Linked DNA regions of Homo sapiens: region 1 is linked to region 2. The links are chromatin loops, found by intact Hi-C in ENCODE. Cell type or tissue: B cell. All regions are shown on one strand. Links, peaks and the distances in the headings refer to the core of each region. The heading gives the core; the rest is flanking DNA.

What was found. Hi-C counts contacts between places; a loop is a spot of excess contacts. Peaks named below come from ENCODE experiments on the same cell type or tissue, not always from the same donor. Only the 100,000 strongest peaks of a DNase experiment are listed, where the experiment ranks them.
Region 1: it touches region 2 in a loop (7-fold over the local background); 5 of 110 quality-filtered maps call a loop at or near these places.

Annotation. Positions count from the first base shown.
Region 1 is chr17:17,917,800-17,920,703 of GRCh38, forward strand. All of the region lies in intron 1 of TOM1L2 (target of myb1 like 2 membrane trafficking protein), which reads right to left. Among named protein-coding and RNA genes, the nearest start is that of TOM1L2, 53 kb to the right of the region's middle. RefSeq lists an enhancer at 2,542-2,904. In B cell, for the core only: a CTCF peak has its summit at 1,600 (motif pointing left); a DNase peak (open chromatin) is centred at 1,572.
Region 2 is chr17:17,353,607-17,356,510 of GRCh38, forward strand. No RefSeq gene overlaps it. Among named protein-coding and RNA genes, the nearest start is that of NT5M, 52 kb to the left of the region's middle. RefSeq lists enhancers at 1,330-1,830, 1,831-2,331. In B cell, for the core only: CTCF peaks have their summits at 1,477 (motif pointing right), 1,680 and 2,625; DNase peaks (open chromatin) are centred at 1,485 and 2,645.

The DNA of each region.
Region 1 (2,904 bases), core at 136-2,635, 560 kb after region 2:
TAAAAATTAGCCAGGAGTGGTGGCTTACACCTGTCATTTCATCTACTCAGGAGGCTAAGGTGGGAGGATGACTTGAGCCCGGGAGGTCAAGGCTGCACTGAGCCGTAATTGAGCCACTGCACTCCAACCTGGGCAACACAATGAGGCTGCCTTAAAAAAAAACTGTCTTCCCATCTATGAACACAGGATGTTTTTCCATATATTTATGTCTTCTTTCTTCTTTAATTTCTTTCAGCAACGTTTTATAGTTTTCGGTGCACAATTTTTTGCTGCCTTGGTTAATTCCTAGGTATTTTATTTTTTTAGAGGCTAGTGTAAATGGAATTGTTTTCTTTTCTTTTCAGATTGTTCATTGTTAATGTATATTAACAGAAACACAACTGATTTTTGAATGTTGATTTTGTATCCTGCAGCTTTGGTAAATTTATGTTATTCGCTCTAGCAGTTTTTCTTTTTTTTTTTGTTTTGTGGTATCTTCAAGGTTTTCTACATGTAAAGTCATGTCATCAGGGAACAGAGATAATTTTACTCCTTCCTTTCCCATTGAGATGCCTTTTATTTCTTTTTCTTCCCTAACTGCTCTGGCTACAATTTCCAATACCATGTTGAATAGAAGTGGTGAAAGGCAGCATCGTTGCGCCTATATATATTTTTACAAAACACAGTCATACACCATGAGAGCAAACAAAGCTGAAGAGAAGACCCATTTGAGTCCTTATTCCATAAAAAATTGCAAGAGGGTGAAAACAGGAACCATAACAGGATCTGCAGGTCTTTGCAAGCCCTGAGAAAGTCACCTCAGACTTCTGTCTGGAAAGCCTTCTCTCCAGCCTATCTGCCCATATCTAGCTCCCATCCAACGTCCTCTCCAGAACCTTCTTTGCTGCCGCCCACAAGAGAGGCCCTCTGATGGGCTCCAGCACCTGATAGTACAGTTCACACAAGGACTGAGCCTTCAAGACCATTCTAATGTTCTGAGAACTTTTTCAAATCTTACCGGCTTAATGAGCCGTTAAGTATCTTCTTGGCCCCCAACCCCAACCTAAACTGGAAGCTGCTTGGAGGCAGGACATCTTCATGTCAAGAAGGCCTGGCTTTATGCTGATGAGGGCCCTTTATAAGTAAAATGATGATTATAAACCCTTCTGAGGCCCCCAGGTGACAGGCACTGGGCAGTCTGGTGAGATGAGAGCTCGGTTCCCAGCTGTCCCCGGTTCTCCCTTCAGACTTAGAAGCAGGAGAAATGTGCATTATAATGGAGTCTAGAACAGGGAGTGTGAACTCAGATTTTGGTGAGTTCTAGTTCTGCCAATTACTGTGTGACTACAGGCAATAACTTGACCTCTCCAAGCCTTTTGGACTGCTGCAAAATGCTGCAATAACAGCACTCTCTCACACAGTGGCTGTTAGAGGAGACTAAATAATACAGAAAACACCTGACAGAGCCTCTAATACAGAGGACCTTTCCTTGCTGTTACTTCTAACTTTATTACAGCTCTTCTGAAAGGAGCTCTGCCAGTGCCCTCCCCTTGCACCCCCCTCCTCTCCCATTCCCGTGTCACCACTGCCACCTACAGGTAAACAGCCATCCACAAGCTACACCCATCAGATTCAAAACCCTGGGAGCTCTAGCTTTCTGGATTTCTGGGTTACTGAGCCAGGAAGACCTCCATGCTTCCAGAAGGAAGCCCCCAAACTTGGCTTGCCCCACCTGTAGGGTAAAGGAGCAGGCACACCACAATTTCCTTAAGAATCCAAGCATTAAAACTCCAAGAGGTCTTAGAGACCATCTAGTAAAAAGATTCCCCATAAGTCCACATTTCCTGGACCCCAGGAAGTGGGGCATGGGGGAGGAGGGGCCACGGTGTTGTTGCAAGTTCCCTATGGGCAGTTTCTTGCCCTTAAAGCTACCATTGAACCACTGGTCTCAAGTCTTCAAGGAAATGGCTCTCATTCTTTTCACCAAAAAAATGGAGAAACAGAAGAGAGAATGAAAACCTGTTTATTTGGTTTGAGCCAGGTTCTTGACAGACATTACCTCATTTAACCCTACCATCCCACGCCCCAGCCGCCAGGAAGGTTCTCTCTCTCTAATAGGAAGAAAATGAAGCCTGGTGGGGTGACTAGCCCCACAGTGTGCAGAGAGGAGGTAGCAATACTGCCAACCACATGACCCAGGTCTTCCTGGTAAGCCTGGCCTTGGACCCTGATCCATCCTCAGGTAGAGGGTCACAGAGGCAAAGAAGACCCTGGCCTCCACAATAGACGGTCCAGAGTATTGGATGCAGCCCACCCTCCTGATTTTTAGGTGAAGTCTAAAGACCCTCCTGATTTTTAGGTGAAGTCTTAAGTGTAAAAGAGAGTGCTGGTGAAAGTGTCAAGTTAAATTAGATGCTGGGTCACTTTATTCTCTCGTTCTTTTTTTTTTTAATTAATACATCTTTTATTTTGGAATAATTTTATATTTACTGAAAAGTTGCAAAGATAGAACAGAGTTCTCATTTGCTCTTCTCACCGTTTCCGCTAATGTTCAATATTTTTTTTTTTTTTTTTTTTTTTGAGATGGAGTCTCGCTCTGTTGCCCAGGCTGGAGTGCAGTGGTACAATCTCAGCTCACCACAACCGCCGGCTCCCGGGTTCAAGCAATTCTCCAGCCTCAGTCTCCCAAGCAGCTGGGACTACATGTGTCTGTCACCACACCAGCTAATTTGTGTATTTTTAGTAGAGACGGGGTTTCACAATGTTGGCCAGGCTGGTCTCGAACTCCTGACCTCGTGATCCACCCGCCTTGGCCTCCCAAAGTTCTGGGATTACAGGAGTGAGCCACTGCGCCCGGCTTTTTTTCTTTTTCTTGAGACGGAGTATCACCCTGTTGCCCAGGCTGGAGTGCAGTGGTGCGATCTC
Region 2 (2,904 bases), core at 246-2,745:
GGGATATGAGCGAATTGATCTTCCACCGTGTGACTGGCCTGGCGCTTACATATGCAATGGAGACAGCACTTTGTAGACAACTCCTGTTGCCTCAGTTTTCTTCCCTGCACTCCTGCCAATCAGGCCAAGTGATGACCCCCACCACCCCATGGGAAGGTAGGGCAGGTGTCATCCAGGACAGGAAGTCCATGGGGTAGGGAGGAAGGAGATGACCTGGGGAAAGGTCCCACTAGACTGTAATCTGCCCCTGGTCCTAGGTGGGAGGAGAGCCTCGGAGGGGCCACGCTGTTGGAGGATGAGCCAGGGCCCTGGGAAGTGACCCCCATTTGTCTTGGTTCAATAGTAGTTGTATGTGTTGGGGGGTATGAGCAAGAGAACAGGAATCCCACAGAAACCCCAGCTGGTGAGGGGCTGGTTCTGCATGGCATGAGAGAGGTTGAGCAGGTGAGCCCCAGGTAGAGCCCCAAGGCCCCCTGCTCTTCCTCAGCCTGGAAAGGAAAAATCCAGGGGATTCTGTGTGCTTGTGGAGGAACCACGGTCAAGAACTTTGGTGGGCAACTGCCTGCTTGGCGAAGTGAGCTGGGGCTGAGGGCTGCGGGGGACCATGCGGTCTGGGGTCAGATGGGAGCTGCAGCCAGACCTGAGGGGCTCAGAGCACCCCTGGGGCCCAGGCTGGGCCTCAGGAGCAGGCCCCTCGCCGAGCTTCAGGAGCTTCAGCAGGCAGGGCGGAGGCCCACCCGGCGAAACAAGGCAGCACGGCCAGGCCCTGAAGCAGAAGCCAGCTCCTGGATCCAGATGTGCCCGTGGCAGGGAAGGAAATGAGGGAGACCCTCTCAAGCACAGAGGGATCATCAGCCCCTCCAGGGCATGGAAACTTTGAACGACTCAATGCTTCCCCGAAAGAGCCTGAGTTCAACCAAAGACCGCTTTAATGGAAAGACTGAGTTCATTTTAATTGGCAATTAAAAAAAGTGATTAGTTGTAGTTAATAGGGAACAGTTATTTGCACATCTGAGTTTTTGCATGTGCACCCGATTCTGTTACACCTGCGCCTCATTTAACCCTTCCTATACCCTGCATCATGGTGTCAACCCCAGGAAACCAGGACTCAGAGAGGCTCATTGGCAAGCCCCAAGCCACACAGCAAGCAAGGCTGGGGTGGGAGCTCAGCCCCCAGAGTTTGCTTCAGAGGAGAGAGGGACAAGGAGTCTGCAGGACAGGGCCTGGCGCTGCCATCGACTTGCTGTGTGACTGTTCTCTGAGCCGACTTCCTCTGCTGACAAATGAGAGTGGGTCAGCATCCATGAGAAAGGGTTGAAGGAAATAGGGACATTTATTCCAGAATGTTGCTGCTTGATTGAGGGAACTGACTTCATCTGTAAAGCAAGGCGGTGGGCTCAGGGGAGGGAGTCCTAAATGGGGAAGAGGGGCCTTCCACAGGAACTTGGAGTCCTTCCAGGGACATTGTCCTGGTGTGGCCACCAGGTGGCAGCACAGCCCCCTTCAAATGACTGCTCGCGCGTGCTTATGATGGGGCGTGCATGGGTACAGGCAGCTGTGGGGAAAGAAGGGGGAAGGGCCCCATTCCCTACCTGCTCTTCTTGCCCTCCTGGGCCAGCTCTTCTTCCCCTTACGCCCCGGGCTGCTGTGGACAAATGTCTGATGGGCCCAGGGCGCCAGCCAGACTGAGGACCCGTGAGCAGCCTACCAGGGTAGGGGGCTCACCCTTGACCAGCAGAAACCTTCTTGTCCCCAGCCACAAACCTCAAGCATGCACTACCAGCAAGACCTTAAGGAGGCCTGAAGAGGAAAGTCGCTCTGCTTCCAAGCCAGGGCTTTGTGCAGGTTTCAGCTGGGCCTCGGGCTGCACCTCTAGCCCACCCACAGCTCCCTGTCACGTTGGGGATGAAGTGGGATCTCCTTAGCTTAGCACTGGAAGAAGACCCTTCAGGACCTGGCCCTCCCCATCTCCCCGGCGCTCGGGGCTCCTGGGGCTCTTCGCATGCCTCTCTCCTGCGGCTTTGCACCTGCCGCTCACCTGTCTTTACCGGCGCTTTCTGCACAAGCCCTGGCTCTGACTTCCCTGCAGCAGGGAGGCAGTGTGGGCTGTGTCAGCAGCAGCTTTTGCAGTGTTACCTTTATCCAGAGCTGCCCAGGCCTGGGGGGCTAGGCTGAGGGTGCCCTGCGGCTTTGGAGAGGGAGAGGCTGGGTCTTCACGCGCTACAGTCCAAAAAAGACTCTTTTCCTCTGGGCTCTTACAGGCCCTAAGCCAGTTTATGCCAGGGCTGTAACAAGATGACTCTTAAGGGTAGAAATATGTACAAATAGTAGCCAAATTGCCTGTTCAGGAATCGTCTCTGCCCAGTTGGCAATTTGGATAAAATTACAAAAAAAAAAAAAAAGTCCTTGATTAGATTTGGCAAGGCTGGCTTGTACTCACAGGTCGGGGCCTAAAGGAACCCAGCAATAATCAGTCTCCTTAAAATTTAGAAAGAAGCAGGGCTGAGGAGATGCAAACAGGCTGTGGGCAGAAATCTTGTATTCTCACCCTGGTTTTCTGCTACTCCTGGTAGTTTTGGCTCCTTGGAGAATGATCAGGCAGTGGTGTGGGGCTGCAATTCACACAAATGGCCACTGGATGATGCCAGAGGACCGGCTCTGGATGCTTAAGTCCTCACTGCCTCCCTGGAGGGACCTCTCTTGGGGCCTGCAGTCACCACCCAGACCAGACCTGCCCCATGTTCTGGTCCCATAAGGATGTTCCTAATGATCAGCATCTCTTTCTGACCCCAGGCACGTTCTGGAAGCTCCTGTGGGCAGGCCCTGGGGGCCTCAACCACTTGGTTGGCCGGGGGGCAAGATGAATCACCAGAGCTGTGACTTCACCTAAAAGAGCAAAGTGCT